2 separate regions of the Homo sapiens genome follow, and region 1 is linked to region 2. Evidence: chromatin contacts called from ENCODE Hi-C or POLR2A ChIA-PET data. All regions are on one chromosome and are shown on one strand. Each heading gives the region's core, a stretch centred on a gene start or an enhancer-like site at or near the end of the contact. The rest is flanking DNA. Distances are from core to core; before and after follow the strand shown. Region 1 overlaps PIKFYVE (phosphoinositide kinase, FYVE-type zinc finger containing). Region 2 overlaps MAP2 (microtubule associated protein 2).

What was found. Hi-C counts contacts between places; a loop is a spot of excess contacts on that map. ChIA-PET counts read pairs that join two places held with the same protein, here RNA polymerase II (POLR2A). Pooled maps may share reads with other maps.
Region 1: a pooled map shows a loop between it and region 2 (9-fold over the local background). The contact joins two enhancer-like sites. A Hi-C loop is called at or near these places in 4 of 37 single-sample maps with no recorded cell type and 4 of 50 pooled maps. POLR2A ChIA-PET finds 5 or more read pairs at or near these places in 1 of 52 experiments (GM12878).

What each region holds. Positions count from the first base shown.
Region 1 is chr2:208,313,740-208,318,398 of GRCh38, forward strand. PIKFYVE (phosphoinositide kinase, FYVE-type zinc finger containing) reads left to right here. Exons shown (of 42, transcript NM_015040.4): 14 at 555-684; 15 at 1,454-1,634; 16 at 4,128-4,202. Among named protein-coding and RNA genes, the nearest start is that of PIKFYVE, 50 kb to the left of the region's middle. Within about 2 kb of position 1,537, at least 5 of the 41 ENCODE cell types and tissues checked have a DNase peak (open chromatin) inside an H3K27ac peak, as active enhancers do.
Region 2 is chr2:209,524,044-209,529,097 of GRCh38, forward strand. The region is part of intron 2 of MAP2 (microtubule associated protein 2); the gene reads left to right. Among named protein-coding and RNA genes, the nearest start is that of MAP2, 100 kb to the left of the region's middle. Within about 2 kb of position 1,873, at least 5 of the 41 ENCODE cell types and tissues checked have a DNase peak (open chromatin) inside an H3K27ac peak, as active enhancers do.

The DNA.
Region 1 (4,659 bases), core at 287-2,786, 1.2 Mb before region 2:
GCCCAGCTAATTTTTGTGTTTTTAGCAGAGATGGAGTTTCGCCATGTTGGCCAGGCTGGTCTCGAACTCCTGACCTCAGGTGATCTGCCCACCTCGGCCTCCCAAAGTGTTGGAATTACAGGCGTGAGCTACCACGCGCGGCCCAGTTTGTGATTTTAAAGGGGAAATTAACACCCTCGTTTTTAAAAATTAAAAGGAGAAGCAAAAGTTTCATTTTATTTGCTTTTCAGAAGCTGTGCTTATAATTATTGGCTTGAGAGTCTTAGTTACGTACATTTGATTTTCACAGTTCTGTTTCTGATTTTGGCTGTTGCCAATTACTGCTCTTCTTAATTCTTGCATTTCTGTATTTTTAGTGTATTTTATGTATTTGTAAGTATTTTCTTATGCATTTTATTTATATGTTTATTACATGTTCTTGCCTTTTTACACCAATAATTTATGTTGGCTAACTTAAAACATTTATAAAGACAAAGGGCAATTTCTAAATATATGAGTAGATGGTATAAAACAGGACAATGAAGTAATAACTTCTTATTTTATATTGTACTTAGAATCCTTATTTAATCGCCGAGTAGAGGAAAAATCCAAAGAGCTGCCTTTCACACCTTTGGGCTGGCATCATAACAACCTGGAGCTCCTGAGGGAGGAGAATGGGGAGAAACAAGCCATGGAGAGGTTGCTGTAAGGCAATGAAATTTTTAATTTTAATTTTTCACTTTTATTATCTTCAGTGACTTGATAAGCATATGCATCATTCCTCTTAAAAAGGGAGGTCTTTTTCTTTTTCCTTAGAAAGTAAAAAAATACTAAGGTTACTTAGGAAATACAGTCTATTTTGACTTGTGATTAAATTTCTTATAAAACCAAGAGCCCCGGCTGGGTGCAGTGGCTCACGCCTGTAATCCCAGCACTTTGGGAGGCTGAGGCGGGAGGATCACAAGCTCAGAAGGTTGAGACCAGCCTGGCCAACATGGTAAAACCCCGTCTCTACTAATAATACAAAAATTAGCCAGGCGTGGTGGCGCTGGCCTGTAATCCCAACTACTCAGAGGCTGAGACAGGAGGATTGCTTGAACTCAAGAGGCGGAGGTTGCAGTGAGCTGAGATCGCGCCACTGCACTCCAACCTAGGCAACAGAGCAAGACTTCGTCTCAGAGAAAAAAAACAAAAACAAAAGCCCCAAACTGTGCTTGTCTGTCCCCATTTTACGTGTTAAAATTTCATTTCAGTCAATTGCAGGGGACTTCTTAGTGGAAGATATTCAGATTTCATTTATATGCAAAATCCTTAAGGTACAGATATAATGAAAGAATGATATTGACCTAGAAAATCTTATCTGTGAGCCGTAATTGAAATGTTTATTTCTTTGTAGGCTGTTTGTTTTATCATCAGAATTATTGTCTCTGGCAGTATTAACTATGCAAACTTCTTTCTTATAATATTTTTGTAGTTCAGCTAATCATAACCACATGATGGCACTACTCCAGCAGTTGCTCCATAGTGACTCACTGTCATCATCTTGGAGGGACATCATCGTGTCATTGGTCTGCCAGGTTGTTCAGACAGTCCGACCTGATGTCAAGAACCAGGATGATGACATGGATATCCGTCAGTTTGTCCACATCAAAAAAGTGAGCTCTGCTAATGTTTTACTAATGCTAGGAACTGATGAGGCAGGACTGATTGTAATTTTTGTCTTAATGGTAATCTGAAAAGAGTCATTACCCTGAGGGGTGCTAGGTGAGGAGTAGGAGGTTTTGCTGTCTGCTTTGTTAGCAGCGCACTTAGGAGTCATGGAAGCCACGCATAGGAAGTGAAAGGTCAATGGAAAGGATGAGTTATATCGGAGATGAGTTGGGAACCCAAACAGAGATAGGTTCTTCCTTTCTTGCTTCCTCTTCTTGACAAGTCAGCTATGAGAAAGCCTGTTCTCACAGATTGTGATCACTGTTTGGAGGAAAAGCAGTGGGTAATTTGCTTTATTTAGATCAAGCTTGTCCCACTCGTGGCCTGTGGGCTGCATGCAGCCCAAGACTGCTTTGAATCTGGCCCAACACCAATTCATAAACTTCTTAAAACATTATGACATTTTTTGCGATTTTTTTTTTTAACTTTTTTATGTCTCTTTCTTTTTTTTTAATTATTATTATACTTTAAGTTTTAGGGTACATGTGCACAATGTGCGGGTTAGTTACATATGTATACATGTGCCATGCTGGTGTGCTGCACCCATTAACTCGTCATTTAGCATTAGGTATATCACCTAATGCTATCCCTCACCCCTCCCCCCACCCCACAACAGTCCCCAGAGTGTGATGTTCCCCTTCCTGTGTCCATGTGTTCTCATTGTTCAATTCCCATCTATGAGTGAGAACATGTGGTGTTTGGTTTTTTGTCCTTGCGATAGTTTACTGAGAATGATGATTTCCAATTTCATCCACGTCCCTACAAAGGACATGAACTCACCCTTTTTTATGGTTGCATAGCATTCCATGGTGTGTATGTGTCACATTTTCTTAATCCAGTCTATCATTATTGGACATTTGGGTTGGTTCCAAGTCTTTGCTATTGTGAATAGTGCCGCAATAAACATAATGTGTGCATGTGTCTTTATAGCAGCATGATTTATAGTCCTTTGGGTATATACCCAGTAATGGGATGGCTGGGTCAAATGGTATTTCTAGTTCTAGATCCCTGAGGAATCACCACACTGACTTCCACAATGGTTGAACTAGTTTACAGTCCCACCAACAGTGTAAAAGTGTTCCTATTTCTCCACATCCTCTCCAGCACCTGTTGTTTCCTGACTTTTTAATGATTGCCATTCTAACTGGTGTGAGATGGTATCTCATTGTGGTTTTGATTTGCATTTCTCTGATGAAAAAACCACTTTAAAGTTCGTATGGAACCAAAAAAGAGCCCGCATCGCCAAGTCAATCCTAAGCCAAAAGAACAAAGCTGGAGGCATCACGCTACCTGACTTCAAACTATACTACAAGGCTACAGTAACCAAAACAGCGTGGTACTGGTACCAAAATAGAGATATAGATCAATGGAACAGAACAGAACCCTCAGAAATAACACTGCATATCTACAACTATCCGATCTTTGACAAACCTGAGAAAAACAAGCAATGGGGAAAGGATTCCCTATTTAATAAATGGTGCTGGGAAAACTGCCTAACCATATGTAGAAAGCTGAAACTGGATTCCTTCCTTACATCTTATACAAAAATTAATTCAAGATGGATTAAAGACTTAAACGTTAGACCTAAAACCATAAAAACCCTAGAAGAAAACGTAGGCATTACCATTCAGGACATAGGCATGGGCAAGGACTTCATGTCTAAAACACCAAAAGCAACGGCAACAAAAGCCAAAATTGACAAATGGGATCTAATTAAACTAAAGAGCTTCTGCACAGCAAAAGAAACTACCATCAGAGTGAACAGGCAACCTACAAAATGGGAGAAAATTTTCGCAACCTACTCATCTGACAAAGGGCTAATATCCACAATCTACAATGAACTCAAACAAATTTACAAGAAAAAAACAACCCCATCAAAAAGTGGGCAAAGGATATGAACAGACACTTCTCAAAAGAAGACATTTATGCAGCCAAAAGACACATGAAAAAATGCTCATCATCACTGGCCATCAGAGAAATGCAAATCAAAACCACAATGCGATTTTTTTTTTAAGCTCATCAGCTGTTATTAGTGGATTTTATGTGTGGCCCAATACAATTCTTCTTCCAGTGAGGCCCAGGGAAGTCAAAAGATTGGACACCCCTGATTTAGATAGTAATGGAGTCCTGTGTGTGCTTTTTCCCTATGATATTTAACTTAAACAATAGTGTTAACTGCCACATGGCACTAGTTTATTCAGTCAGTGAGTACTTTAGAGTCCTAGGGTAGTACATTAGAGAACAGGGGATGGGAAAACAGAGTCATGCAGAGATGCCATTGATCGTTGGTTGAAAGGAAGTATTATTTCCTGAAATTTTTTGTTCTTATTTGATTACATAATAGTTTAAAAAAAATGGAAAGAAATAATAGCGTACATCTAACTAGATTCTAAGCATGTTATCATTGAATTTTATTGTTTTCTTAATTGTTCCATTAGATCCCAGGTGGAAAGAAGTTTGATTCTGTGGTTGTCAATGGCTTTGTTTGTACCAAGAACATTGCACATAAAAAGGTAATGTGATTCAGTTCAGCAGTGAAGTTCAGCAAACCATGGCTGTGTGCTTAGGTAACAAGTTGGGGCACCTTAGTTATGGAAGAAATGGACAATGGACAATGAAAGGCAGCTGTGTCTGCCATAGGGGTGAAATTTGGTTGGTTCAGGGAAGATTTCCCAGAGCTGAGGATGAATGGATTGGAATTTGAATAATGGGAATTCACCAGACAGAAGGAGGAAGGGGAGAGGATCAGGCTTCTAGATTAACAGAATGATAAGATACTGGCATTATTTATCTCCTGATCCTGTTACGTCTTAGGGAGACAGGGTTTCTCTAGTAGGCTGGAGTCCTTCCAGAGGCTTAGCATTCTAAAACTGATAGCTCTTCTAGTGCTCGGCTACAGAACTGTCAGTCTTCTTCTGTTATCCTTCTCACCTTATATCTTTGTAGCACTAGCACAAAGGAGTGGAGTGA
Region 2 (5,054 bases), core at 623-3,122:
TTTTTATTAAATGCAGCGAAACAATTTAGTGCATCAAAAACTACATATTGTGGTATGAGTAAATGTTGTTTCACAGCTTATTTTAGCATTCTAGAAAGGTTGGCATGGAAACCTTGAGAAGGCATTTTAGATGCTCAGTGATGCATAAAGGCATTCATTTTGAAAGTCCTGTTTATCTTATTTATCCCAATTTAGAATCAATTTTAATAGTTATTTGTATCTAATTTTAGAAATATGATTTTTTTCAACAGGCAGAAGTAGTTTCTTTAGTCTTTTTCTTTTTTTTCTTTTTTTTATTTTTAACACACATAATCCAGAGTCAGGGAGAGTTTTCAACAATTAAGCAATATAATTCACTGGATAGAGATATACATTGGAATCATTTAGATTTGGTTTCAAATGCTGGCTGTTAGCTTTATGATAATTGCTATGTTAGTAGCCTCGAAACATGAGATTAAACATTAAGATAATAGCAATAAAAGGAAATAAATAAGGTAATACATGCAATACACTATACAATATAATATGTTACCAGGTAATATATGTAACACACTTGCATAAAGTATACATTCATCAACTTTCATTATTATATGTGTAAAATAATAGAGCTGGAAAAAGAAAAATTCAATAAATTACTTTGACTCAGGAACCTTTTCATCATTCATCCTCTTTTCAGTCTTTCTGTCTTGCCTGAACACTGGGAAATGTTGGTTCAATTGAATCACAAGACATTCACTAATTTATTTATGAATAAGCTTCTATGGATTACAAAGGGTGTGAAAAAAGTTAATATCAATTTTTTTTTCAATTCATTACCTGTTGTGTTTGTTATTTGGTTGTTGGTGGATCTCTCTTACCCCATGATAATTAGGGACCATCAGTGTCCCTTGGGATCCAGAGACCTGGTTTCAATTTTTGTCTCGTCTGCTAAGCAGCTGTGTTACCTTGAATAAGGAAATTCAAATCTTGAGACCTGGGTTTTCTTGTATATAAATTAAATGGAGATGAGCCGTATTATTTTTAATATACGTTCTAGCTTTTATCCATATTTTTCCAGTAGGATATTAGAAATTAAATAAAGACTATTCTGTATCTACCATCTCTGTAGACATGCTCAGAGGTTGTCAAACATTTTGGAAATGACTTTTGTTAAGTGAATTAGCTACTAATTTTTTTAAAACTTAGAGTCACAAAACAACTAGCAAATAAATGACAATTATTTCTAAATTTGTTTTTAATATAGAGATTAATTTTTCATATCTATATTTAGAAATGACGTCTTCTAATTTTATCTAGGCATAAAACAGCTAAAAAACTTGATATAGTCTATACCAAAATAACCCAATAATAAAAGTAAGTTGTAATGGGAGAATAACCCAAAGGAGCAATTTTCATGTGAAAAATTTTCCAGTGTATGAAGAATTGTTATTCACGGAAGGCTAATCTGTTGGCAATGTCTGTTGCTGAGCTGAAGAGGGTTCTGACAAAGCAAGCCCATTCCTGCATGGACTAAGCCTTCGAGTGGCCTTGAATTAGAAAGGAAGATAATTCTGCCTCTGGAAAAAGATATCATAGTGTAGTTATATAGAAATTACTCCTCAAAAGTTCCAACCCTTCTAACTAAAGCTTTACCAAAAGAATCCCAAAGAAGATAAACTTTCAAAATTCCGCTAAATAAAAACTCCATTGTCCTTTCAAAAAACATATACATTCTCAGGGAATTTTGTATAGTTCAAGATTATATAAATAACTTTGTCCAAACTCTTAGTTTCTACATTTCTTTAGAATTTCTCTTTTTCTCCTAAGAAAGTCTGGGGAAAAAACTCTTCACTATAGTAACTGATTAGTTCCATTTCCTGTCATATTTCTTTTCTTGTGGTTGCTGGTTTCTAGCCAATTCTATTTTTGCATTTATTTTCCCCCATTACATTCTGTTTCTTTTTTTTCTGGGTAGAAGAATTTTTGTGTTTTTCATTTTGTCAAAATGGAATTCTTCTCATGTTATGTCATGATTTTGATATTTTCAAGCTTAAAAAGCAACACAGAGGAGGTTTGTTTACATAATGAAGCATATCATGGGCTTTTTACAGAAGGTCTGATAATTCAGAAAGTATTTTCAACTAGCAGTGGATTAGCAATGCCTACTTTTTTCATAAGTCCTATTCTTTTGAGCATAGTCAGCTTGAGGCAGCTGTGGTTTAAAAGAGGAAACTAGGAGTCTAGGAAGTGACCTCATGAAAATGCAGAAAATTAAGAGTTTAAATAGTAATAATATACAAAAGCAAATAGCATATTTCACTAAATGTCTGAGTGCCTGAGAATTCTGGAAGTGGAGGGAAATCCAATTTAAAGAATATAAAATTAATATCCACATGTGAGTACATAGAGAGAAATACAGAAGGGGGAGGCTGAGAGACCTTTCTCAGGCTTTCGTTTTTTGGTTTGTTTCTTTATTTTTTTCTTTCTTTTTTTTTTAAAGAGCACTCTAGATTTATTTGGGTAAAATACGTGAGTATTTGCTTAGGATATATGCATTTATAAATTTAAAAGAGCAAGGATTCTCCCTGGGGCAAATCTTTCCTTGGATCATTGAAAACTAACCAAACAGTGTCTTCTAACTAGATTATCTTCATACTAGATCCTTGCAGAAGTATTAGCTGACCTAAGTCCTATTTTTTGCCACCCTGAAAGTGAAAGAAGGAAGTGCTGCTATAATAAGAACTGTAACTAAATCTAACGGCATCCCTGTTTTCTGATGATGGTCATGTGTTAGAAAAGTTTCATTTCATACCTGAGATATAAGATGTACAAATGTCTTTCCTAAGCTTGATCATCCATGGCAGATCTATGATGGAATATAGTGGGGAATCTGTAAAGCTGACTGACTACAAAACCAACAAATACTTTTTCTTCTCTCCCAGATTTACTTAATTAAACCAGGAGACTTGTGAATATATGAATAGGACAGAGCTCCAGGCAGATGGACTTTTATGAATTCTGCACCCTCACTATCTGGAGCTCTTTATACTAATCCTGGCATCTGGGAGAAAAGTGATTGCAAAGTTACACATTAGAATTGTCTCATTTTCTTGTGGCAGTTCTTAGTGTGATATCTGGTGGACATCGTTCCTGTATCACCCTGTGTAGAAATAAAAAAGAACACTTAATCCTCACTTACTCTACCCTGTATTTTTCTCCATAGCATTTCTATATTACTGATATATCTGATATATTTTTTTGTACAATTAATTATTGTTTCACCTAACTAGAATGTTCATAGAGCAGGAACATTTTCTGTTTTGATCACTGATGAGTCCCTAACATCTAGCCAAGTTTTTGGCACATCATAGTTGCTCAATAATATCTGTTCAATGAATATGAATTTAGTCACTATTTTCACGCATACACCGATGCCTACTGTTGTCTGGTCTTCCCCTCGCAGCCGTGTACTCCGCCTCTCTTCTTTCTCACCACATCCCACAATTCCCATCCCACTAGCAGCTTTCTTCACAACAATGAGGTTACATACTTGATTAAGGAACCATCTCTTATGGATCTTTCTCAGGTGCTTAGTGTGACACCATGTGTGGCTGTGCCCTCTTAGAGGTGAGAGCTGAGCTCCTGATTTGGCTTCTTTATGCCCTTCCTTCATGAAGGACAGTGGTTCTCAGAGTGTCCCCTGAACCAGCACCATCAGCATCACATGGGTACTTGTTAGAAATGTAAATCTTTGGGCTCCACCCCAGACCTAGTGAATCAGAAATGTGTGGCTGCAGCTCGGTAACCTGCGTTTTGTCAAGTCTTCCAAGTAATTCTGATGCTGAAGTTTGAGAACCAGTGAGAAGACATAGATTGCCTCCTGGCTTTGTTTTTAACTTTTCAAAATCCCTGTAATTTCTCTGGGCATATTTCTTCAGGAGATCCAAAAAGATTCATATTATACGAAGTTCTCTCTCTAAATTAATGCAGGGGCTTAACATTTATTTATTAAATTATGGGCATGGTAGGCATAGATTATATGTCCCTGTAGAATCTTGCAAGGTAGAAGCCATCTTCCCCCCCTGCCCACCCCAGAAAATATGCAAATTCAAGTTTCTAGAAGACTGGGCTGTAATTCCCATTTATTTTTAAGTGTATACCTACCTCCTTCATCCCCCCAAACTTCCCACATGGTATATGTATAAATTCAACCCTAGAACCTGTTGTAGGTGAGCCACAGCTCTTCAGGACAAATACTCAAAATCAGTAATTGTATGTAAAGCTAAAAATTAAACTTCTTTAGAATGGGAAATATTACGTAGATATTATATAGTCTTCTTTCTTGGAAATTCTATGTAATTCTGTTTTAGAGAAAGATAGGAATGGTTCCTCACTTTAAAATTTTTATGTACTAAATCTGCTTTAATTTATAAAATAGCAATATAATGTTATATTTGCTTTTTTATTAAAACCACTTCTGTCATTTATGGGAAAATATTTCAGTTGCCACATTTCATTCTTAACTTGATTATAATTTGGTTAACATATTGACAGTTCAGCCTTTTGAATGCTTGACTTCTAGTCCCCAGACCTTTCACTGTAGCTGAAAGAGCATCAGAACTTGGGTTCTTTCTCAAAAGAGGACCTGGAAGAATAGCTGAGCCCATGTCATCTTAGGACTATATATATATACATGTATATGTACATAAATATACATGTATATATGTACATATGTATGTATATATGTATATGTACATATGTATGTATATATGTACATGTACATATGTATGTATATATGTATATGTACATATGTATGTATATATATGTGTGTGTGTATATGTGTGTGTATATGTATATATGTGTGTATATACATATATATACACACATATATACACACATACATATATATACATACATATGTACATATACATATATCCTCAATCATTTTTTCACATTTTAAAAAGCCTAATCACATATCTAGCCTTTTTCTCTGGGGAAGACCAATTCATTATAGTTCCTTAAGAACTTTGAGTCTGAACTAAGAATAAGGAGGTGCTATTTGTCTCTCAAATGGA